Linked DNA regions of Homo sapiens: regions 1 and 3 are each linked to region 2. The links are chromatin loops, found by intact Hi-C in ENCODE. Cell type or tissue: IMR-90. All regions are shown on one strand. Each heading gives the region's core, and the rest is flanking DNA. Links, peaks and the distances in the headings are about the cores only. Region 1 overlaps GRIK1 (glutamate ionotropic receptor kainate type subunit 1). Region 2 overlaps LOC107985486 (a long non-coding RNA gene). Region 3 has its middle 110 kb from the start of GRIK1.

Region 1 (5,000 bases), core at 1-5,000, 370 kb before region 2:
TTGGGGAAACAGATAATATGTTTGATTCTAAACAACATGTATTGAAGACAGGACATTTCGTCCAAGGGGTGACATCAAGATTTATGTTGCAATTAGAGATCACCAGTTCAGAAGAGAAGTCAGTGCTAAAGACGCTCTTCTTGGAAATGTTTAAGTAGCTAAGAGAGTTGAGGCCATGAGGTAGACTAGTAGCCCTGGCTCTGGAATAGGTGCTGTACATGAATCTCCTCATAGCTCATGAAGTTAGTTATTAGATTCTGTTTTGCAGAAGAGGAACTGTGATCACACAGCTGGTAGGAGTCAGAACCAGGACTCAAGCTAAAGTCATTCAGACTCTGGCATTTCCACTGCATTATAGGGCTAGAAAAGGGAGCAAAGGTAAAGAACAGACTGAAAGTGAGATCCTAGAAGATGCCATGTTATGGGAAGAGGATGTTGTTCACATTTATTGATTTATATCTCCCTTTTGTCTATTATTGCCTTTGTAAACAATCTGTGTTGCTCAAAGATTGCTACTCTCTTGTCTCAAAAAAATCATTTCTAGGCCGGGGGATGTGGCTCATGCCTGTAATTCCAGCACTTTGGGAGGCCGAGGTGGGCGGATCACTTGAGGTCAGGAGTTCGAGACCAGCCTGGCCAACGTGGTGAAACCCTGACTCTACCAAAAATACAAAAGTTAGCTTGGTGTGGTGGCTCACGCTTGTAGTTCCAGCTACTCAAGAGGCTGAGGCAGGAGAATTGATTGGACCTGGGAGGCGGAGGTTGCAGTGAGCCAAGATCTTACCATTGTACTCCAGTCTGGGCAACAGAGAGAGACTCCATCTCAAGAAAAAAAAAAAAAGAAATCATTTCTAGTTGATTCATTTTCACAGACTGATCTGTAAAGCAAATAAGCTAAGAGTTTGTACAGACTGACAGTAATAAAAGGTAGGAATAATATTATTGGCATCTTGAATTCATTTGTGTTAATATCGTAAGTAAAAGTTTGCTCTAAAAGTCTGTTCTTCTAAAATATTAAATTTCCTGCTGAGATACTCTCTGGCTTTTATACAAACATTGTTACTTGTTAGTTACCTTGTAGTAGTTATACTATTTCCCCTGTTATACTGAAGATTCTTACTTCAAAATGAGCTGAAGATGTGACTTATGAGTTTACATAAAATGAAAAAAGTAGTTTTGGTTCTTAATAAAGAGAATTTATGTGCCTGGTACATTGCTAAGACTAAGGAACTGGCAGAGTCCAGATGGAGGCCAAGAATACAAGATGTTATGAGCACTAAACAAGGACTCCAAAATTACTTCCATCAATAACCTGTGGCATCTGCGACCACCTTATCCATTCCTGGGATTCGTTTTTTGTTCATTGTTGTGGTGGTGGTTGTCCTTGTTGCTTTGAATAGGAGTGGCCAGGGGAGAGGATATCTGAGATTGGGTACAGGGTGTGTATGCAGTTAGAACATTAGGGCGATAGCAGTATTATCTTTAATCTTGAACACCTTAGAAATGGATAACACCCAGAGCCACACATCGAAAAGATAGAGATTTTTTAAATACCCTTCAAACTGCTTAATTTGTAGTCCTAACAAAAAAAAATTTACATCTGCTGAATTATGTTCATATCTGTGAGATTTAAGAAATGCTACCCAGGATCTACATAAATGTTCCATTTATGGCAAAGAGAAGATGATTTTGTTTATGAAAAAGAGATAACAAATATTTGAGATAGTTTTTAAGGATCTTCTGTCAGCAAATGTTAATGCAGTAAGGAAGATATCATGATCCTTCTGAAAGTCAGCGAAACCGAACCAAAAAGGGATGACATAAACTTCACGGGCATATGCTATTTTAAGATTTGCACAGATTTCTGCACTCTAAAAAACGTGAGTTTCATGGGGGCTGTTTGTTCTCTCACTCCACACACATATGAGAGGGTGAGAGAGAGTATCTCCAGTAACAGGGGCCATCCACTGTTGGGTTCAGTCATTCTCTCTTAGAGGCACCAGAGGGCACCAGAGGGCATGAAGATCAGAGCAGCAAGCCGCTCTACACTCTGCATCTTTATGCTAGCTTCCACCATAATTAACACCTGCAGAATCCTGGGGTAGTTTTCTCACCATGCACTTGAAATGTGCCAGCTTTTAAGAACCCTTACCGGCACTCATCTCGAATTTAAGGCACACTCTCTCATTAGAGGTAAGCTGAGAAATTGGAGTCAAGGAGTTAAGCAGAGAGAAGGGGATAAGCACATGGACACATTGTCTTTGGTGGTTAAGAGGAACATTGCTAAAAACAAACGGCCTTTTATTGGCCTTTCCTCCTTCCTGACATCACTCTACACTTATCCTTAATGAAGTAGTACATAAGAACTGTGTCTGACGCTCTAAGGAAGGATGGGCGCAGGAAACAAAGTATAACAAAGGAGGCAACACTACAATGACTTAGAGGATTTAGTTTTTAAGAGCTTTTCCCCTATTGATGGATGCTCGACTGATTTTATCTCATCATCAACCTTGGAAGCTATTAGCAGAGGAAATTGCACTTACCATCTGTGATGTCCTGGCAATAACTTAATATTGTTCTGAAGGTTTAATTCAAATCGATTTAATTCAGCAAACATTTATTAATCTCATGAATGTTTGGCACCATACTAGAAGCTAAGGGATACCAAGATGAACAATGCAAAATGTTTTATTTTTACTTCAAAGGTTTTAAAACCTAATAAAATACAAGAAAAATATTAGGAAGTACAATACAGTCTGGGACATGAAAAGAAAAAGTATAAACAATATGCTTAATCATTCATTTATTCATTTAATAAATATTTTGGCAACTATTATATGCCAGGAACTATACTATGTGTGTTTGTAGACCTTGGTTAACAAAACAGATTTGGGTTCTGTTCTGCCTTCACAGAGTCAGTTTGGGAAATGACAGAGTGTTATGATAAAGAAACATTTGGCATGGGAGAAAGTTCCGAAAATCTATTTGAATAGGGTGGAATAAATGAACTTCCATAAGAGACGACATTTAAGAAGAATCAAGTCATCCTAAGGACTAGGAAAAACACATTTTACGTATACCAAACAGCTAAGGTGAAGATCGTGGAAAAAAAAAAAAATATATATATATATATATATATATACACACACAACTTGGTCTATTTAAGGAACCCAAAGAAGGCAAGCTGTAGTATATGTAATAAACGGTATGCAAATGCCAGGCTATATAGAGCCTTGTAGATGATATTAAGAACTGAAGAAAGAGAGAATACATCTAGCCACAGGGATCCACAAATCTTTACAAAGAAGGTTTCCATTTGAGAAGGATGAATAAGATTTTGACAAGCATGATAGTAGAAAGCAGGATTTCTGGATAAAAACAATGTTACGAGCTTAGACACAAAAGTGATAGTTTGTGTATGATTTAGACTCTAATAAGCATCAAGGTGTGAGTGGAGGATTCAATTGCACTAGGCAATTGAATTGTTTGCCATGAGGCCGGAAGCACAGGTTGGAAAACATAATGGAGAACTTGGACAAATTACTGGTTCATTAGGGGCATGAAGGGAAGTCACGGACATTATTAATGCCAGACAGTGATACTGTTGGCATTCCAGCTCAGATAGTCTAATTTAGCAGAAGCATGCATTGTACATTGGCGGGGACAGAAAGAGAATTTAGCATCTCTAGATATCCACATTGATGGCATTAAGGGTCTTAGGGTGGTAAAAGTGCAACTAGAAGCAGCGTACAGATAAAGTCGTTGCCAAGGCAAAGTCTGATTATTGGACTTGAATTGGCTGAGACGATCAAGTTAGAAAAAAACTTTTAATAATAATAATAATAATAACTTACGTTTAACCCTGGGTAACTGAGAGAGTATAAATGCTACTACTAGTTAATTAAGGCTAAGTAAAGCAATGGTGAATTTTATGTGTATACACATACACATGTGCATGTGTGTGTGTGAGAGAGAGAGAGAGGGAGAGAGAGAGAGAAAGAGAGAAACAATAGTGTTGCAACCTGAATAAACAAAACAAAGTAATTAGGCAGTATCACAGCAATACTGTTGAGAATGATTAGGTGTGTTCTTGAAAGCATGATCCAGCATCCCGATGCAACCAATGGAAAAGTGGAAGTCCAGCTGAGGATACAGAGAATGCAATGATAATTGTTTCAAAGATGTTTGACTTGATGTAGTAAAGAGACAACCAGCCATTGCAACAAAGATGCAGAGCCCAGAAATAGAAATGTGAGAAGATTATGCAGAGAAAAAATAGTTTCGTGTTTTTGTTTGTTTGTTTGTTTTTTGAGACAGAGTCTCACCCTGTTGCTGGAGTGCAATGGCCCAATCTTGGCTCACTGCACCCTCCACCTCCCAGGTTCAAGGGATTCTCCTGCCTCAGCTGCTAAGTAGCTTGGCTGACAGGTTCGCACTACCACGCCCAGCTAATTTTTGTATTTTTAGTAGAGACGGAAGTTTCACCATGTTGGCCAGGATGGTCTCGAACTCCTGACTTAGTGATCCACCCGCCTGGGCCTCCCAAAGTGCTGGGATTGCAGGCATGAGCCACTGCTCCTGGCCACAATAGTTAAAGTATAGAAACAGTGAAACTGCTGAGAAGTAACTTATAAAAGAAATAGAAGATGGCAGGAGAGAGGCAGGAAGGCAAAATAGAAAAATGATGGGAAGAAGAAGGAAAAGGACAATGAGAGTGAAGAAAAGAGCGGAGAGCTAAGAATTATACCTCTAGCAAGCCTTAAAATTATAAAGAAGAGGAAAATGGTTCATTAAAGGACAGAGAAATGGAGAAGATAAAGTATCAAAAAGGCAGAAAGAAGAAGAGCCAGTAAAATAAAGTGTTGAGAAGAGAGTAGGAGGTCGATTAAACAAGGTCAAGTTCACAATTTTATGCCATACTGTTACTCAAATATATATGAAATCTTGACATGTGTATTTGAATAAGGATGGGATATATAATACACATGCATACACATATA
Region 2 (10,708 bases), core at 3,462-8,461:
TAAATCTTAGCAGCCACAAATGGTCAAGGGAGTCTATAAACCAAGTCATCAGAGAGTGTGCCTACCGCCTCAAACACAGTGCCTTCTCCTGCCTTGGGAGGCCCCTGAAGGCGTCTGGTTGGTAAGTGCAGGGATAAAGACACCAAAGCTGGCTAGGCACGGTGGCTCACGCCTGTAATCCCAGCACTTTGGGAGGCCAAGGCGGGTAGATCACGAGGTCCAGAGATCCAGGCCATCCTGGCCAACATGGTGAAACACTGTCTCTACTAAAAATACAAGAATTAGCCAGGCGTGGTGGCGCCACCTGTAGTTCCAGCTACTCAGGAGGCTGAGGCAGGAGAATCGCTTGAACCCGGGAGGTAGAGGTTGCAGTGAGCCGAGATTGCGCCACTGCACTCCAGTCTGGGGACAGAGCGAGACTCCATCTCAAAAAAAAAAAAAGACACCAAAGCTAACTCTTCACTTTCAACAAGCTTTCCATTTGAAGTTCTAAAGAGCCTCAAACCTCCCAGAACCCACCTCAAACCTCCCAGAACCCACCATCTGCTGAGTCTTTTGAATGAGGTCAAAGGTAGCCCGCTCTGTAGGCTGAGATAATTGCTTCTTCAGGCTTAGTTAATTAGGACAGTTATTTCATTATTAGCCAAGCTCCTTTTATACATACAGCCCACATGAACTGAGTCTGAAGAGTCATCTCAGAAACCAGGCCAGGGCAGGAAAACCCAAATACCGCTCAGCAATATTCCTGTTTTTAGCAATGTTGACAATGAAAGACAAAGTCTTGAGTTTTATGTAGAAAACAGTAAAACATAAACTCATACAGTTAAAGGAATATAGTAAATGAAAGAAATACTCAAGGAAAGAATTTGGCAACATTTTCATTCTTTCATTTGAGCATAAATATATGTAAATTCCTCCTTGTTGACTAATCTGAAGTTACTATATTCCTAACCACCCTTGTGAAGTTGCCCATTTATGGACACCCTTTGCCATCACATTCCACATGGAGCAACTGCAGTTATAAAAAGGACAAATAAAAGGGGAAGCAGGCTGGTGGCTCACATCTGTAATCCCAGCACTTTGAGAGGCCAAGGCAGGCAGATCACTTGAGCTCAGGAGTTTTAGACCAGCCTGGGCAACACGGCGAAATCCCATCTCTACAAAACAATAAAAAAATTAGCCGGGCATGGTGGTGCATGCCTGTAGTCCCAGCTACTTGGGAGGCTGAGGTGGGAGAATCACTTGAGCCCAGGAGGTTGAGACTGCAGTGAGCTGTGATCATTCCACGGCACTCCAGCCTAGGTGACACAGTGAGACCCTGTCTCAAAAAAAAAAAGGGGGGGGGGTGGGGAAGCAGCTATTGTCACTACAGAATCAAAACAGAGTTAGAAATTGTCAACAGAACACTGCCTGCGGGAGTGAGAAATATGTAAACTTCCACCCTTTTGTGTCTGTCCTCTGATTACTCTTGTCTGTAATTGTGCGTTGGTCTTATGCGTTAAGTTTGGTTACAGAGTTTTTGCTATGATTCCACATCTGTTGTGACTTAAGAGACCCAGGAAAGAGGAAATTCCAGCATCAAACTTTAATCCAGCATATTAGGTTGATGCAAATGTAACTGTGGTTTTGCCATTACTTTTGCCATTATTTTAGTGGCAAAACCGCAATTACTTTTGCACCAACCTAATACTAAGTACTCTCACGGAGTTTCTTCCTTTTTCCTCAAAATTGTCCTTCTCTTCACTCTACAGAGCCAAAGACTAGTTCTTATATTTTTATTGCTAATAATTTGTTGCCGCCAAAATCTACTGGGACTTTCTCGTATTCCTCATCACTGTTGACTTACTCACCTGGATATGAACGAGGTGAGTTCATATCTCTGTCCCCACAACATTTTTTATATATTTCTGTGAAAACCCTCTGTTATCCGTGTGCTTTAGCAGGCTTTTTTATTTTCCTACATCTCTCCTCCATGAAGCTATAAGCATCTTGATGACCGAGATTCTGATATAAAAGCAAAACACAGGGCCTGGACCATAGTAGGAGCTTACTAAGTTTATATTGAATGAATAAAAAAATAAGTTGCAAAATATGGAAGGTCAGAATCTGATTGCTCTGTCTTCCTTCACTTAGATGTCTTTCCTACTTCTAGCAACTGGCCGTTGGAGACAGTGGTTTGATTATGCAACTATGTTTATTATCTCTGTCATTACCAATATATTTGAATTCATCCATTTCTTCACTCATTAAAGTATAGAAACTTGGCCAAGTGCGGTGCCTCACACTTCTAATCCCAGCACTTTGGGAGGCCGAGGCGGGTGGATCACAAGGTCAAGAGATCGAGACCATCCTGTCCAACATAGTGAAACCCCGGCTCTACTAAAAATACAAAAATTAGCCAGGTGTGTTGGCGCATGCCTGTAGTCCCAGCTACTCATGAGGCTGAGCAGGAGAGTCTCTTGAACCCAGGAGATGGAGATTGCAGTGAGCTGAGATTGCGCCACTGCACTGCAGCCTGGCAACAGAGTGAGACTCCATCTCAAAAAAAAAAATATGGAAACTTAGGATTATGTGTCTTTAAGGATTGTTGCAACCAACACATACCTTAGCTGGTTAAACTCTCCTCTTTCAAGGTAAAGAAAACAAAATCTGCATGACTGCATTCTTCTTAATAGTGTAAAAACTTGGAGATTAGGGAAAACTTTAGGAGTGGAAATGTGACTGGGAAAATGGAAGTTGTTTATTCACATTGGTTGATCTCTAAAGCTAGAATATCTGGATTTCCAGCTCCACCACTTTGGCAAGTTATGTAATCTCGGTTTTTCACATTGCTAAAACGGAAACAAAAATAGACTCAACCCAACAGGGCTCTTATGGAGTTCAACGAGATAAAGTGTGTTCAGGGCTGGCAACTGCTGAGCTCCCCCCTACTCCATATCAGGTCTTATTACTGCTATTATGGAGCTGTATCAGTATTCCTCATGTCACTCAGAGAAGGCCCATCCAAAAAGACACAAAGGGGTGTAAACCCAAGTGTATTCTTCATCTCGCCATGCAAGCATGAACACCCACTGGCTACTCTCCTTTCACTACCCAGAAAAACTTTCCGTCCATAATGCAAACTGCATCGTAAACTCCAGGAAACACCAGCTTTCATCACATAGGTAATTTAAGCATAGCTTTAACCTCCATTGCTTAAGTTCTAGCTCTGTCTGTGGGTCTCCCAGTCTACCATTCTGGCCCATGCCATAACAATAGCTACCAACAACACTAATATTTATTAAGTGCTTATAATGCACCTTATGAGTTTTCACTCATTTAGTCCTCAAAACAACCCATTAAAAAGATGATTATTATATCATCTTTTTACTAATCTATTCTTCAAATTAGGAAACAAAAGCAAAGAAGGGTCACATAACTTATCCAAAGTCACACTATAAATCAACCATGTATAGTTAAGAGATGCATTAAAATACAAAACCATAGAGTGAAAGGTGCATTAAAATAAAAATAATTTTAAATTATGACAAATTACCAGCTGGTCCAGGTATCTGGTCTTTTGGAAAAGTTACTCAATTTTACCAAAATTTGTATAAACCCTTTGTAAAAACTCTGGAAAAGATCTTAGAGATTCATAAGGTAGAAAAATGTGAGACTTTCTGCAATTAAACTTGAGCAAGCTGAGATAAAATTCTGTAAAGAAAGGAAGGAAAAAGAAAGAAGGAAGAGAAAAAGAACAGAAGAAGCAGATCAGAGAATGAAAATAACCATAATTAAACTCCTAATGATGTGTAAAGCAGCATTTTAGAAACATTTTATTTGTATGACTTGCTAATACTCCAAACTCTTTTGTCTTTCTCCCTCTTTCCATTGTGTCCATCTGTGGAGATCCCAACCTTTGTCCTTGCGTTTAAGCAGCCAAGTCATGTTCTAACCTTGACCCTGTCTTCAGTCTGTGTCCCCTCACTTGCTGAAGAGACCATCAAACATTGTTACTCCAGCCAGAATGACCCATGATGCTGTCTTCCCTTAACCACCCCTTCCTACCCAATTCCTCCCAAAGTTCCGTCCATTTTAGGTCCCACCTGTCTCTTGAATCTGGCCACTAGTCTCCAGGCCCTTGTCCTCTCATCCAAGTTCCTCTCTCTTGTGCCAGGATTTGCATGGCCACCTTTTTGCTCCTGTGGCATCCTGGGCACCACTTCACTTCCATGTGCTATTTCTACAGCAACAGGGCTATTTTCAATGTATAAACTCATTACACCCTCCTGTATCAACAACAGCTCCTCCGCTGTCATGGTTAATATTGAGAGTCAACTTGATTGGATTGAAGGATGCAAAGTATTGTTCTGGGTGTGTCTATGAGTGTGTTCCCAGAGGAGATTAACATTTGAGTCAGTGGACTGAGAGAGACAGACTCACCCTCAATCTGGGTGGGCACCATCTAATCAGCTGCCAGCACGGCCAGAATAAAAGCAGGCAGAAGAACGTGGAAAGACTAGAACGGCTAAGTCTTCTGGACTCCGTCCTTCTCCCATGCTGGATGCTTCCTACCCTCAAACATCAGCCTCTAGGTTCCTCAGCTTTTGGACTCTTGGACTTACATCAGTTGTTTGCTGAGTGCTCTTGGGCTTTAGGCCACAGACTGTACGTTGGCTTCCCTACTTTTGAGGTTTGGTGACTCAGACTTAGCCACTACTGGCTTCTTTGCTCCTTAGCTTGCAGGCAGCCTATGATGGGACTTCACCTTGTGACCTTGAGAGCTAATTCTCCATAATAAACACCCTTTAGTATATACCTCTATCCCATTAGTTCTGTCCTTCTGGAGAACCCTGACTAATACACCAGCTCTGCCGTAGCCCTCTGGGTCAGCCTGTTCTCCCCGGCCTCATTTCACGCTCTCTTCCTCTAGCTGTCTGTGCTCCAACCTGCATTCCTTAGACACACCATTCCCACCTCTGTCCTCTGCCTGGGCCCATTCTTTTCCACCAACACTCCCCTTCCCATCTCACTGCCTTTCCCTGCTTAATGTCAATCCATCTTTCAGATTTCACCTTCAGTCTAACTTTTTAGGGAGACCCGGCCTGACCACCCAGCTAGAGCAGGTCTGTGGTTGTCTGCTGTGATTCTACAACATGTTTTTTTTTTTTTTCCTTCGGAGCTCTTCCTTCAGTGTGTGATTACACATGCACTCCTTTGGGTGTTTTGTTTGAAATCAAGGTTGTTTTATCCACCTGACCATATGTGCTATGAGCTCGGGGAGCACACCTGGTTGTTCTCAGCATGTCACCCAGCTGGACCTGCAAAGAGTGCCACATATGCAGTATCCATTGCCTGAACAAGTGACTCCCTCTAAAATTCACAACAAAGCTAATAGCTGTTGTGCCTGAGGACATACAGCAAGTGCAGCCACAAACATCAGGTCAGACATTAGAAAGCGGCGCTCAAACTTCATGGCTTTCTAAGTCCCCATGCCACCAACCCTTCTGGACAACAGCTGACTTCCATTTCTAAAGAACCATAAAAAGGTCATTGGTTTGCAAAATCAAAATTTGTTCTGGGTGCTACTGTGCCCTCATAAATGAAATTTTGTTATTAAAGGAATGAACCTATTAGAAAACAATTTTTGGTGGAGTTTAAAGAAACAAGTTTCTACTCTCTTCCCCCACCCCCCCCAAAAAAAAAATCACACCATCTGGTACAAATCAAGAGAAAACTCACCCTGCTAATGACATGTGCAAACATGAATAATGAGGGCTTGAGGGTGGCAGAAAAACAGCATTCTCCCTCTGATGTGAGTCAGGAGTTTTAGAAAGTCTGAGATTTGAGAAAACTTTTCCAGGAAAAAGTAACAACAGCTTTTCATTCTCAATGTGTCAGTCAGTGTTTGAGTTAAAGGAGAAGACTAAAGAAAAAAAAACCTCAAACCCAACAGAGATTCCAAACTGCTTTAACATGATAGAACTAAAATATCTGATATTCAGAAAGCATCACAAAACTTGGCCTCGCGGAGCCAAAGAGGGCTCAACCACAAAACAAACACTGTCAGGGAAAACAGAGTTTCCACCAAAACAGGAGCAGGCAATTTTCTAGGAGGCTGGACAAAAAAAAAAAAAAAAATGCTTGTCACACAAAACCACAGAGTCCCCAAGGGCAGCGAGCCGAAAGCAGCATTCGTGGACGGCTGCCACCAAGTGGCCACTGCAGGTATTACATCTACTTAAAATGCTGTTTTGTTTTTTTGAGACGGAGTTTCGCTCTTGTTGCCCAGGCTTGAGTGCAATGGCGCGCGACCTCAGCTCACTGCAACCTCCACCTCCCGGGCTCAAGCGATTCTCCTGCCTCAGGCTCCCAAGTAGCTGGGATTACAGGCACCCGCCACCAAGCCCAGCTAATTTTTTGTATTTTTAGTAAAGACGCGGTTTCACCATGTTGGCCAGGCTGGTCTCGAACTCCTGACCTCAGGTGATCCACCCGCCTCGGCCTCCCAAAGTGCTGGGATTACAGGCGTGAGCCACCACGCCCAGCCAAAATGTTTTAATTCCTAAGATTCCCCCAGAGAAAACTACCTGTGAAATTCTCAAATCTAGAGAGCATGTCTTGGGATTTTTCATTACTCTACCTATCAAACAATCATTTAACAAGTTAAATTTTCCCCCTTTAAAATTGGATAGGGAGGCAAAATACAGCTAATAGTAGAACACATATGTCTCATAAAATGTAAATTTATTTTTGTTCCCCTACTCTCACTTAAAATGTACTCAGTCAGACTAGTTCTTCCCCTGCTCCAGGAAGAAAATCCAGGCAGCCCAAGACTTTTCTGGATATGTAAAACATTGTCACAAATTAGTAACTAAAATGATTGGTTCCATGTACAGGTCTGAATTTCAATCTAGTGTTAAAAGGTGAGTCCACTCCACCTTGGGCCAGAATCTAGCAGGCAGCTGGCGTTGGAAAAGGAGGGGATATAGTCTCTCTTCCTGGCTTATTATAGCATTTTGCATTCTTTTTCCATTCTGCTAGCTTCAGTTTCTGACTCCTTTAAGATTGAGGGTCCAAGAGAGGGGAAGAGATGGGAAATTTCTAACTTAAAGAGTAGCCTCTCTCCTTGGTGTTTTTGTGGATTCTTGAGAGACTCTGCCACCAGAAGTCTCCCCTGTATTTGCTCAGACTGTGGGCTATGAATTGAATTGTATCCTTCCAAAATTCACATACTGAAGCCCTAATCCTCAATGTGATGGTATTTGGAGATGGGACCTTTGGGAGGTATATAGGGCTGGATGTGATCATGAGGGTGGGGCCCTAATGACGGAGTTAGTGCCTTTATATGAAGACACTAAAAAGCTTGCTTACTCTCTCTCCACACACATGCACCAGAGAAAGGCTGTATGCGGACACAGTGAGAAGGCCACTGTCTTCAGGTGAAAAAGAGGGCCCTCTCCAGGACCTAATCATACTGGCATCTGATCCCAGACTCCTAGCCTCCAGAACTGTGAGAAAATACATTTTTGTTGTTCTACCTATCAAGCAATATGCCTGTTCTTTGGTATTTTGCTGGGGTAGCCCAAGCACACTAAGACACTGGATGAACATGTCTTTATTCTGACTGTAGGTATCATGTACCCTCATTCCTCATCAGCCCCAGGAATGCACTGATACAGGCAGATCCTCTCTGCTGAGACCTTTTTGCCTCTGCAGGTAGCCTTCTTGGACAAAACCCCAAGAGAATTCCAAGCCAGCCTTTGCTGACATAGCCCATAGCTGGACCATGAGAAACACCCCTGCAATGTTTGTCTTAAAACAAAGCGACAGAGGCCAACCCTAAGGGAACTGCAATTTCTTTTTACTTCTGCCCTAAGAGTGACTGGCCAGCTGCCTCTCGTCTTTTTAATTTGCCCCGTAAAAGTCAGATAATCCACTGTGTGCCCACCAAAATTCCAGGTACATAGAGAAAGTCCTCCCAGCAAACTCCTTAAAGCCCCATGTCATGGTTAATTTCATGTGTCAACTTGGCTACACCACAGTACCCAGATATTTGGTCAAAACAGTCTAGATATTGTTTTGAAAGTCATTTTCAGATGAGATTAACATTTAAATCAGCAGACTTTAAGAAAAACAGATTAACCCTCCATAATGTGGGTAGACCTCATCTAATTAGTTAAAGGCATTAATCGAAAAAGAATGACCTCCTCTAGAGAAGGGAGAATTCTGCCAGCAGTCTGCCTTCAGACTTGAGCTGCAAAATCAGCTCTTCCCTGGATCTTTGGCCTACCCTCCACCCTGCAGATTTTGGACTTGCCAACCTCTACAATTGTGTGAGCCAATCTCTCTTTCTGTGGTGTGTGTGTGTGTGTGTGTGTGTGTGTGCGCGCGCGCGCGTGTCTATATATCCTACTGGTTGTTTCTCTGGACAACCCTATTACAACCTCACTAGTGACTTGAGGAAAGGGAGGAAGCATCCCCTTGTTTATCCCCAACCAACAGTTGTCCCTAAAGATTCTCTTCCAAACCCTTCTCTAGGAATCTTCTTAAGACACCTCTCACTAGGCTCCAGGTGAGGGGGAAACACCCCCACCACTTCCCCTGGCTGACAGTGGGACTTAAGGTCAACTCTCTCCAAAGGAGCATTTCTCCCCACACTCTCCTACCAAGCCCTCTGTAACCACCATGGGGGTGGGAGATCTAAGTGTCCCCTCCTGGGTCTTGGCCCCAATTCTCTACATTGTGGTCTAGTGCCAGGACAGCGTCTGTCCTTCCCACATCTGCCTCACTGAGTGGACTCTGATCACTGTTCAGGGTGGCAGTGTGCCTAGTCCCAGAGAACAAACAATGTTTGGTGTCAGAGTGCTGCAGTCACTCTGCAGAAGCAGAATGGACATCACCCAGAATTTGGTCCTGATGTTGAGACTGCTGACACCATACGCACACCTAGGGGGTATGAAATTGTTTATTATTCACAAGAGAAGGCTTTCTGGGGGGAATAGGAAGGCTCCAGGCAGGTCTGAAAATGGTTTGAGAGAGCTGGAAGAGGAGACTGGTGTGGTGTTTTGTGGCAGATGGGGCTGGCGTGAGGGCTTCTGCTCACAGACAGAGGGAGCAGGGAGGCTTAAAGGATGTCAGCAATTGAACATCAAAAATGGAGTCAGAGTCTTTATTAAACACAGCCTGGGGCAAGGCCTTGTGTGCTACTATTTTGTTGGGGAGTATAGTTCCAAAAAGCAGGAATGAGGTCACAGATTAAGCAGGGAAGGATGGAAAAGAAATGCAGAAAATACAGGAGATGGGTGTAGCTGGCTACTGCATATGGGGATGGCCTCTCAGCCACTGCTCCCAGGACAGTCCTGCCACAGACAGAAAGGCAAAGCTATCCATGAGTTTCAATCTTCTGTTAGTCAAAGTCTACCCCATGGGTTGACCTCCTCCCCTAAACTTCCAGATTGTACACAGGGGGCCGGAAGTGAGGGTCTGTTTACATCACTTACCCTAGTGACATCAGGGAACTCCCAGGACATGAGATGGGAAGCAGAGTGTGTTCAGGAAATGCTGTCAAGTTGTGTCTAGGACAACACAATGGGGCAGCCACTGTGGCAAGTCACTGGGCAAGTAGCAGCTGTGGCAGCAGCACAAGGGACCCAGCTGACCGGGCAGGAGCAGTGAAAGATGCTCTGGCCAACACGCTAGCAGGGGTAGAGATCTGGAGGGATGTACACACAAAGTGCAGGGCAACTGGTTAGGCTGGTCACAGCTATGTTGTTGTGTTTGTTCACATGCTCCTTTTCCAGGCTCTTTTGCAGTTTGCAAGAAGGGGTTGCCATGTCACAAGTTTCTAGCCATTGAAATGAAAATGGAAGTTTTTGGGAGAGATGTTTCTTCCCGGTTGAAAGAAAAGAAAGCCAGTTGAGAATTTCTCTTTCTCTCCTCTTCTCCTTATCTTGGAGTACCATCTTGATGCCAAGAATACTGCAGCAGGCCAGGCGCGGTGCTCACGCCTGTAATCCCAGCACTTTGGAATGCTGAGGCAGGCGGATCACGAGGTCAGGAGATCGAGACCATCCTGGCTAACACAGTGAAACCGCGTCTCTACTAAAAATAGAAAAAAATTAGCCGGGCGTGGTGGCAGGAGCCTGTAGTCCCAGCTACTCGGGAGGCTGAGGCAGGAGAATGGCGTGAACCTGGGAGGCGGAGCTTGCAGTGAGCCGAGATCGTGCCACTGCACTCCAGAGCCTGGGCGACAGAGTGAGACTCCGTCTCAAAAAAAAAAGAGAATACTGCAGCAGTTCGGCAGGAATCCTGCAACAATTAAGTAGGTCTAAAAGCCTGCAGACTGAGGGTGATGAACTAGAAGGATGAACACAGTCCCTGTCCCTACTGACATGACTGAGCTGCTACCCTCCGTCTGGAAGCAGCTATGTCTGGATTTGTTGTTATGGAAGATAATGACATACTTTTATTAATCAGATTTTCAGTTGCAGGGAAATGTAATTTCACACACACTAGAAAGGAAAATCAATGGTGGGCACGCAACAAAAATAAGCCCCCAGGTACCTCCAAGCCCCATCTTGCGTGAAGCTAAACACAAGAGAGACACACATAGGCCCCATCGTATGGTGATGTACCAGGCCACTCTTGTTGGAGACCCCCATTCTGCCTTGACTCCTGGGAGAAAGACAGAGTAAATAACTTAGTAAATATTTTACCTTCAGATAAC
Region 3 (10,708 bases), core at 3,554-8,553, 570 kb before region 2:
AGAAGAGAGTTTTTATTTCGGTAACCTGGTACAGAGAGAAGGCCTGGAAAATATCGCCAGACCAACTCAAAATTACAATGTTTTCCAGAGCTCATATACCTTCTAAGCTATATGCCTATGTGTAAATGTGCATTCATCTAAAGACATAAGCGATTCACTTCTTTCCATGTATAACTGAGATCTGAGTCCTGAAGACCTTCCTCCGGAGCCTCAATAAATGTACTTAATCTAAATGGGTCCAGGTGCTGGGGTGATTACCCTTATCTTGTCTCCTGTTAAATCATGGAGCTTTGGGGAGTTCCTCCAGACCCCCAATAAACTTGTTTGTGGAGGCCTAGGGAGTGTCTTCAGACTCTCAATAAAATTTGTTTAACCCTAAATGGGTCCTGTTAAGAATTCCTTTGTTATCTTGTCATGCTTCAAGACCCACAAAAGACCTAGGCAAAACTCTTGGTGGGCTTTTGTCACATTCCACCCTTTGTATGAGCGCTCTGGCTCTTTCAGCTTTTAATATTTAACTTAACCACTCAGTGCTGAATCAGTTGTCATGGAGCCCCACGTTAGTGAGACCTGGCCTGCCACACTCAGAAATTCTTTACCTTAGATTTTTGCTACCAAGGGTTGTCTATAGACTAATAGCATCAGCAGCACCTGGGAGCTTAATAGAAATGCATAATCTCGCGGGGCATGGTGGCTCACTACTGTAATCCCAGCACTTTCGGGGGCCAAGGCGGGCAGATCACAAGGTCAGGAGTTTGAGGCTAGCCTGGCCAACATGGTGAAACCCCGTCTCTACTAAAAATACAAAAATTAGCTGGGCATGGTGGTGCGCACCTGTAGTCCCAGCTACTAGGGAGGCTGAGGCAGGAGAATCACTTGAACGTGGGAGGCGGAGGTTACAGTGAGCCAAGATCACATCACTGCACTCCAGCCTGGGCAACAGAGCAAGACTCCATCTCAAAAAAAAAAAAAAAAAAAAAAAGAGAGAATCTCAGGCCATCCCACCCTTGACCAACTCAATCAGAACCTGCATTATAACAAGATCCTCAGGGATTTGTGTGCATGTTAACGTCTGAGAGTAGTACTTTCGATTTTGTTCTCTGACTTTTCCCTCCACAATCCTCACCCTATGCAATTTATCTTGGATCTAAAAACCTCAGAAAAGTTGCCAAATCCTGACAACGAATCTTGATTCTATAGGTTTTTATTTTAAATACTATTTATTTATTTTTAGGCTTTACAGTATAGGTTCTTCTTTCTGTTACCAGAAAGGGGGTGCTGATCCAGACTCTAAGATGGGGTTCTTGCATCTCACACAAGGGAGAATTTGGGGCAAGTCCACAGAGTGAAGTGAAAGCAGGTTTATTAAGAAAGTAAAGAAATTTAAAAAATGGCTACTCCATAGGCAGAGCAGCCCCTAGGGTGGCTGGTTGGCTATTTTTACAGTTATTTCTTGATTATATACTAAAGAAGGGGTGGATTATTCCTGAGTATTCCAGGAAAGGAGTGGCAATTCCAACAAATGAAGGTTCCTCCCCTTTTTAGACCATATAGGGTAACTTTCCAATGTTGCCGTGGCATTTGCAAATTGTCATGGCACTGGGGAGGGTGTTTTTTAGCATGCTAATGTATTATGATTAGCATATAATGAGCAGTGAGGATGACTAGAGGTCACTTTCATTGCCATCTTGGTTTTGGTGGGTTTTGGCCAGCTTCTTTGCTGCATCCTGTTTTATCATCAAGGTCCTTATGACCTGAATCTTGTGCCAGCCTCCTATTTTATTTTGTGACTTAGAATACTAACCTCCTGGGAATGCAACCCAGTAGGTCTTAGCCTTATTTTACCCAGCTGCTATTCAAGATGGAGTCACTCTGGTTTCAATTGCCTCTGACTCTTCAAGTATAAGATCTTACTGTTATGGACTTGCCTGTACGGATTTTTCACTCCTCCACAGTTGAGCCTTTTAATACTTGCTATTCTGGAGGAGGAATTTATTGATATTCCTCTTGGAGTTAATATTCCAGTGTGTCATAGCAAACATGGGTGAGAAAGATGCGTTTTGATAGCTTAGTGAGTTGAAAGTGGCAGCAAAAATATATATATTTCAAAACAGTTAAACTGTCACTTTAAGAAACTCTAGATAGTGTGTCAAAGAGGAAAGCACTTTACAAAAGTAGTTTAGTATTAGATGCATATGTCTGTAATTTGATTTGCAGCAAGTGGAGAATGAAATGCTATGGAAAGAGTGTTTTCCTACACTTTGTATTTATCGCTAGTACATTAGTATTGATTATATTTGAGTCCTTAATTGAGTGAGGGATTTTCCTGCATCTACGGTCTAATTTCTATACTTTCCTAAGACACTCTGGAGTTCTCATGTAAATGCATATAAGAGATCTAAACCAACTATAATAAACAACAAAGTTCTTTCAGCTCTGACATATGCCTCTATCTTGATTCAACTGAAAGTTTACATACACTTCAATATCCAAGCTAGTGCAGGTATCCAGTCTAAAGATATTCATTCTTTCAAACACATTCTTTCAAACAGTTTCTTTTCAGTGGTGAATTTTGTGTAATTGAAGAATAAGGTGGCTACTTAACCATGTAATAAGCAAATACGTGGTATGCATTCTTAATAAAAAGTTATGGCTAGAGCACTGGAAACCAAATGCCTATGTGTGTTTTGTAAGAGGGGCGCCCTTTGGTACCTCTGGTAATCCCAGACCCAGGTAAGTATAGATCTAGATTGAAATCACTTCACATGTTTCATTTCACACACCACTTTCCTATAACCTCCTAAACTGTCCTTATTAAATTTGCCCTTGAAAAGAAAGGCTGCCTGTAAACACAAACAACTGAGAAATTAAATGGAGGGACAGGGTTTCGTTCATTATGCATGGCTAAATTGATTTTCTTCATCTGGAAATTGAGTATGCATATGTTTTCATTTAAAATGATGGGAGGCACTTTAGATCTCTAAGATTAGCAAGCACCTTAACACAGCTTCTTTCATTTGAAAAGTAAAAAGAAAAAAGAAAGATCATCTTGTGTTTGACAAGTGTCAAGTTCTGAATTTAAATGAGAGGTAGTTGGATATGATGGTTGACTTCGTATAAAAGAACTGCCGTACTAGAAAACCTGTGTTTTTAGATTTTGATGAGTTATCCAAAGCTGATGACCTTTCACATTAAAATTAACCTTGTTCCCTAGTAGCTTATTCCCATAGCCCTCAGCAACACCCTCCTACCCCTATTAATTTTGTTCTTATAGCACAACACTGACATCAAATGGTAAGTAAACTTAACCTCAAAGATTAATTTCCTCTCTCTTAAGTTATACTGGACCTTGCAGGCAATGAGATAATATTAAAACTCCACTTACTCTTGAGTGGCATTCATAAATTTTTTTGAGGGAAGGATATAAGGCATTAAAAAGAAACACAAAGTAATGGTGGAATAATGTTTTTACTAAATTCTAATTACTTCAGACACACACATACACATACACATACACATACACATACACATACATACCCATACACACAGACATAGATGTCTTTGGGGCTATTTTGCTCTTTTGTTAATTAATTTCAGAAATGGTGAATGTATTTTAAAAATGCCTCCAAAGATGTAGAGACTTGAAAATATGGTCTAGGTCTAGATATTTGTCAAACAAACCACGTGTCACACTATGAATTAAGCAGTACCCTGAATAGAATAAATGCCATATGTGTTTCAAACAGCTGGACATAAAATATCTGCAGACTTCATAATTGGTTTTTGTGTTTTGGCTTGATGCAGAGAATTTGCCAACCTGCAATAGCAGGATGATCAGCTACCAAGGAGACCACTTTGATTCTCCCTACCCCTCCAGATGCTGCTAGGAAAACTCAAATGGGAAGCACAGATGACTGAAAAATAACAGATGTGGAACAGGTCTTTCGGATGCTCAGTAAAAAAAATATGTGGTAAAACAAATATGTACTCTTTCTTCACTTTTTTCCTACATATTCAAAAAACTATAAGTCAATATTATTCACAAAGCAGTTAAATGTTTCTTATTTTTCCGTTTAGAAATGTATATAAAGACATAAGTAGTCTTTAATAGTTTTATTAAAACTATCAATTCCATTGCCCCAAAGTGATATTACATTTTTCAAAAAGACTTACAAAAACAAAATGTCCAAAGGCAATCTATCAAATGATAGTGATTTCTAACTCACTCAGCCATAGATAATTTTCACCTTTCACTCATTGGCTCTATTTAGGAAAATGATCTTCTTTATTAACATACTAGCTGGTTGCTCAAGAAGCATCAATGATAGTGATTAAAATAGCTGTTTTAGAAAGCTACCATCCAATCGTTATGGACCAAGATAAAGGCATAAAATGAAAGGAAAAGACACCCAAAATTACATCTAATAAGCAAAATTTTAATATTACATTTGCTTTGCAGGATAATCTTGCAAGATGATGATATAGCTCTTTGCTCCTAGTAGTTAGAGAGTTATCAAATAGTCATAGATTCTGGTATTATCAGAATCCATTCAAAATTAAGGGATAGTGGCTTCCACCAAAATTCTTTGGGTGTAATATAAAAGCTACGAAGGCAATTCTGTGCCAGAGTTTACTTCTACTCTGCAATATTCGCTAAAAAAAAAAAATAGGCATTCTTCTTCTATAATCAATCCTGGTTATCTTCAAATTAGAATATTGCCTGATTTGACATTTATAATGTTTGTTCTCTTACCAGGCAGGCCAGGAAAATTCTCATAAAGTCAGAAAAATACATAGAGTTTCTAAGATGACTGAAGAGTACATGTCTCATCCTTTCAATACTCACTTCCCTACTCCATTTCTTACCCCCTCACATCAGGCTACATTTATAGAAAAACAAAACTATTTTAATCATCTCTAGTTGGATTAAGGTTTGCTCATCTACTTTCTAGTAGTAGCTGTATACTGTAATATTTTACATAATAAAAACAATGTGTCCATTTTTTTCTGCCATCTTAATTCCAGCAAATCAAATCTTTTCTTAATATGTTATCTACCTGTTATTCTGACAAAACTCAGGTATTGTTATTTATCATCTCTGTACAGTCATCTCAAGCATTCACCTATTTGAATTTTTTTTTCAGTTTTATTTTTTTCTAGTTTAATGATGATGATGATGATGATGATTTTTAATAGAGAGGGGATCTCACCATGTTGCCCAGTCTGGTCTCGAGCTCCTGGTCTCAAGTGATCCTCATGCCTTGGCCTCTCAAAATGCTGGATTAGGTATGAGCCACCACTCCCGGCCTAAGCTTTGTTTTTTTAAAAGTTTTACTTGCTTCATTTAGTTTGGAAATGATCGAATAGGCATATGAGATATTCCAGGTGCTTCGCCTTCTTTTCAGGAGTCATGTCTGCTAGCAGTCCAAAGCCTTCCCTGAGAAAGCAGGTGGAATTGTCATGGATAAAACACTGGTCTATCTCAATCTCTTCCTTTTCACCTTCTGATTTCTAGAACATATAAATCTTCAATGTTTCCAAGAAATTAACTACATTTATAAGTATATATGTATCTTCTTGGTTTTAGTGGAGGACTCTGGGATAGATCTGTCCTCAAAGTCCACTGTGGAAAACAAACAATATGAAAAAAGTGGGAAATTAGAATATCACAGAAAGAAAGCCATTTGAGTGCCCTCTTGTGGAATAAAGCAGCACTGCAGCTATTGAAATTAGTGACTTAGTACTCTTAGGTTAAAATATTATTGGGAAAGTAAACAAAGAATGCTGAGACAAAAGAGAGAGGGAAAACAAGAAGGATGGGGGATGTTTATTTTAGGCAACTACTGAAAAATAGCAAGAAGGTTTGCAACTTCTATAATGGTCAATTTAAGGAAAAGGGGCAAAAAAGCATACTGGTTTATAATAAACACTATAAACTACATTATTTGCACTTTACTTCAAGATTATGATGTCACATAAGCCTTTGGCTACTGGTTCAAAAATTAGTTTACTCCTGATTAACCACTGTCAATAATAAATAAGGCTGGAGAGTATTTTCCTTTGTAAATTAGTGGTGATGGCCATTTCTATGGAAATGGAAAAATAATGAAGCTCTCCCTGCAGTGTGAATTGTCAAGCATATATATGAAATGCAGCTTACATAACAAAATGTAACTGCTAATAGAGAAGTCAAAATAAAGGTGAATTTAAGACAACTGGGAGTTTGTCTTGTTCCCAAGAAGACCATGCCATTTTTGGATATTACTAGGAAAGGTAAGGATAGTTGGTATGAGCTCAATGAATAACGTAAAAAATAAGAAACTAAAGCTATTATGGCATCACAGTGGAAATATGTATAGATTCCAAGAACCACTGAACCCTAATTAATGAAGCAGCTATGCTTATTCGATTAAGTGAGCTGAATATGGTCAATGAAAAGCGATAAATACAAGGAACTAAAGAGTTGGTAGACATACAAGGAACTCCAAAAATCCACTGCATAAAAGCAAAAAGGTCACTATAAAACTTTATCAAAATCAAGTATTTGGGAGCTGTGGAAATTATCCAAATGTTTGCAACACTATGAGCAGCTTTATTCAAGAAAAACAGCTTAATGTTATAAATAACAATGAGCTCTGTGAGGTTTGCACTTGCTCTATTCCTCTTTTCCTAATTCCATGAAAGCCCTAAAAACCAGAATCCTCACAATCATGGTAGCTAGGAAAAATAACAGTAACAGGGTGAGTGCGAGTTAGAATGAGCTTGAAGCTCCCAAAAGCCCTATCTCCAGAAAATCAACACTATTTTCACGCTTTTTGCAAAGGTTGCATTCATGGAGTTGGTCTATACTTGACCTGAGCTTGTTCAGTGAGAAAAGTTTTATCTGAGGGAATTTGTTTAAAAAAAAAATCCATCAGCAATTGCTTAACATTGCAGCTGCCTAATGCAGTGATGCCAACTGGGCAAAGAGGCTGGACAAAGATTCTCTGTATTCCTGGAAATCTCAAAGCCCATGCACAGGTGCCCAGGAAATCATGTGCATTAATCTCCCACCTCTGGCTGATCTTGAGGCTCTGAACAAGTAGAAAGTAAAAATCAAGATAAAATTGAAAACTGATAAAGATGAAAATGTGTTCAAACACACTGTCAGCATATTGGTGCCTCAGCAATGGGTAGTAAACAGATTGGTTCAAGGCATTTGGAAAAATTCTATCTAATAAAATTATCTGACCTCTATGCTGAGCAGAGACCTCAGGGGCTGCACATGACAAGGAATACAGACTTTATAGAATTAGTCCTGGAAAATGACTAAACAAACAAGCAGCAACAACAGACAACCTTGGGTAGGGAGAAAAATTCGATTTCTAGTGTTATCATTTTATAATATTAAAAATGTTCAGCTTTTAACATGATAAAAACTTGTATGTGACTGGCGAAAAAACCCCAGGAAACTATAGTCCATAAATGAGTTTTAAAAAACAGATAATAGAAACTAACTTGAAGAAGTCCAGCTTCTGAAATTGATAAATAAAATCTTTAAATCAGATAGTACATGTTCCAAAAACTGCACCTAAAGAATTAAAGGAATGTATGAGCATAATGTCTCACGAAAAAGAGAATATCAATAAAAAGGCAAAATATAAAAAAGAACTGAATAGAAATTCTTGAGTTGAAAAGTACAATAAAGGAAATGGAAAATTCATTGAAGGGTCTCAACAACATATGTGAGCCAGCAAAGAATCAACAAAAGTGAACATATGTCAGTTGAAATTGTCTGGTGGGAGGTACAGAAAAAAAAGAATGAAGAAAAATGAAAAGACCTTTTGAGAGCTGTGAAACCCCATCAATTTTACCAAAATATGCATAATAGAAATAGAAATTTCAGAAGGGAAACAGAGAGCAAACAAGGGACACAAAGAATATTTAAAGAAATAATGACCAAAAACATCCCAACTTTGATGAAAAATATTAATCTATCCATTCAATGAATTCAAATTGGATGAATTCAAATCCATACCTAGACACATCATAGTCAAACTGATGAAAGACAAAGAGACAATCTTGAAAGAAACAAGGCAAAACTGATTCATCACATACAAGGAATCCTCAATAAGATTCCTTAACTTCTTCCACTGATTTCTTCCCACAAATGATGGAGGCCAAAAGACAGTGGGATGACATATTGAAAGGGCAGACCCCAAAATCCTGTCAATCATAGCCAGCAAAGCTATCCTTCAAAAATGAATGGAAAATAAGACATTACCAGAAAAACAAAAACTGAGAATTTGCTGCAAGCAGTCCTACCCAATAAGAAGTATGAAAACGAGTCCTTCAGTCTGAAATAAAAAGAGATTAGATAGTAAATCTAAACTACATAAAGAAATAAATAGCACTGATGAAAGCAACTATATAAGTACATATAAAACAGTATAAATATATGTTTGTCCTTTCTCAGGAAATCATTAAGAAAATAACTAAAAATATAATTTTTTAAAAAACAGAATTTAAAAAGCATACCAGAAGATATCTTCTTAATATGAAGAAGGAAATAAGGAAAGAATGGAACAACACAAAATGACTTAAGACATGGAAATCAACTAACAATATGGAAGATGTAAATCCTGTCTTATCAGCATTGACATTAAATATTAATGAGTTAAATGCTCTCATCATAAGGCAAAAATTATCAGAAAGTATTGAAAAATTGTTACCCAACTATAGGTAGCTTGCGGGGTTGGGGGTTGTGCTATCACTGCCTGTTATGCTATCTCTTCTCCTTGCCCACTCCCACCGATTTATGTATTATTGTGGGTCATTGATGGTGGAGCTGAGGACTGACTGAGTCTTCCCTGCCACCTCCTGTATCCAGTTCTCCTGTAATTAATAATTTCTAGTGGACGCATCAAAGAAGTTGACACAAGAATGAAGTTGAATCCCTACCTCATACCTTCTACAAAAATTAGTTCAAAAATATTATAGAGCTAAGTATAAAAGCCAACAACTATAATACTCCTTAGAAGAAAAAATAGGCATAAATTTCTGTAACCTTGGGTTAGGTGATGGTCTCTTCAAGATGACACCAAAACCACAAGTGACAAAAGAGAAAAGTTGATATATATGAGAATTTATCTTTTTTTTTTTTTTTTTTTTTTTTTTTTTGTGAGATGGAGTCTCTGTCGCCCAGGCTGGAGTGCAGTGGTGCTCCTTGGCTCACTGCAAGCTCCACCTTTCATGTGCGTCCGTGTGAAGAGACCACCAAACAGGCTTTGTGTGAGCAACATGGCTGTTTATTTCACCTGGGTGCAGGCGGGCTGAGTCCGAAAAGAGAGTCAGTAAAGGGTGGTGGATTATCATTAGTTCTTATAGGTTTTGAGATAGATGGTGAAGTTAAGAGCAATGTTTTACGGGCAGGGGTGGATCTCACAAAGTACATTCTCAAGGGTGGGGAGAATTACAAAGAACCTTCTTAAGGGTGGGGGAGATTACAAAGTACATTGATCAGTTAGGGTGGGGCAGGAACAAATCACAATGGTGGATTGTCATCAGTTAAGGCTATTTTTACTTCTTTTGTGGATCTTCAGTTACTTCAGGCCATCTGGATGTATATGTGCAAGTCACAGGGGATGTGATGGCTTGGCTTGGGCTCAGAGGCCTGACACCACCTCCCGGGTTCATGCCATTCTCCTGCCTCAGCCTCCCGAGTAGCTGGGACTACAGACACCCACCACCACACCTGGCTAATTTTTTGTACTTTTAGTAGAGACGGGGTTTCACCATGTTAGCCAGGACGGTCTCAATCTCCTGACCTCACGATCTGCCCACCTCGGCCTCCCAAAGTGCTGGGATTACAGGTGTGAGCCACTGAGAATTTATCAAAACTAAAAGCATTGTGCTTTCAAGGACATTATCAAGAAAGAAAAATATAGCCCACAGAATTTGGAGAAGATATTTGAAAAAGATACATCTGATACAGGACTCGTATGTGGAATGTATGAAGAACTCTCACAGTTCAACAATTAAAAAAAAAACAATTTAGCAATAAGCCATTTACATCATTAATTATCCCTACCTAAATATGTATTGAAAGGTATAAGTTAACATTAATAACTCCAATTCTAAATCAACTACAAAAGATTCATTTCTAACTTTCCCCATTTCTGTATTTTTAATCTATTCCCAACAGTGAAAAACTGGCTTCTGTTTAACTTCTAATATCAATTTACTATAAGAATTGTCTTTGGATGTAACCAATCTACCATTGATCTGTCATATACCTCCCAACAGGTGTCCTCTGGTCCTTACTCACAATCTCGACAACTTGCTAGGGACCACTATTGGCTCCCAAAGTGGAAGGGATATGCCACCCTTAATTCAGCATTCGATACTCTGCCCAAGCTCCTAACTACAGCTGCCCCCACCTAGCTTTGACCTGCCCCCTACACTTCACCACCTGCTGCAACCTCTTTCTCAAATGTCCCCCTTACCACAATCAGGCTCAAACCACCCTGATTTAGCTTTAGCTGTTCCTCCTTCTGTGGACCAAGCTACTCTGTCCTCACCTTCCTGCAGATGCTCTCTTCTTTCCACTTCTGATTGGCCACCTTCATTACCACACCCTGCACCCCAACTTTCCACAGGTGCCCTTCTTGTCATACTCATATCCTGCATCCCCAACAGACTGCTGTGCCTTCCTTCATCCTCCTGTGTC

Evidence for each region. A loop is a pair of places that touch in the nucleus more often than their neighbours do. Peaks named below come from ENCODE experiments on the same cell type or tissue, not always from the same donor. Only the 100,000 strongest peaks of a DNase experiment are listed, where the experiment ranks them.
Region 1: it touches region 2 in a loop (12-fold over the local background); 89 of 110 quality-filtered maps call a loop at or near these places.
Region 3: it touches region 2 in a loop (34-fold over the local background); 3 of 110 quality-filtered maps call a loop at or near these places.

Annotation. Positions count from the first base shown.
Region 1 is chr21:29,846,898-29,851,897 of GRCh38, reverse strand. The region is part of intron 1 of GRIK1 (glutamate ionotropic receptor kainate type subunit 1); the gene reads left to right. Among named protein-coding and RNA genes, the nearest start is that of GRIK1, 91 kb to the left of the region's middle. In IMR-90, for the core only: a CTCF peak has its summit at 2,001 (motif pointing right); no DNase peak of the experiment used is centred there.
Region 2 is chr21:29,472,113-29,482,820 of GRCh38, reverse strand. It overlaps LOC107985486 (a long non-coding RNA gene), which reads right to left. Exons shown (of 2, transcript XR_001754998.2): 2 at 9,138-10,708. Among named protein-coding and RNA genes, the nearest start is that of BACH1-IT3, 19 kb to the left of the region's middle. In IMR-90, for the core only: a CTCF peak has its summit at 6,183 (motif pointing left); DNase peaks (open chromatin) are centred at 4,670 and 6,020; H3K27ac peaks cover 831 bases.
Region 3 is chr21:30,039,650-30,050,357 of GRCh38, reverse strand. No RefSeq gene overlaps it. Among named protein-coding and RNA genes, the nearest start is that of GRIK1, 110 kb to the right of the region's middle. In IMR-90, for the core only: a CTCF peak has its summit at 5,701 (motif pointing left); no DNase peak of the experiment used is centred there.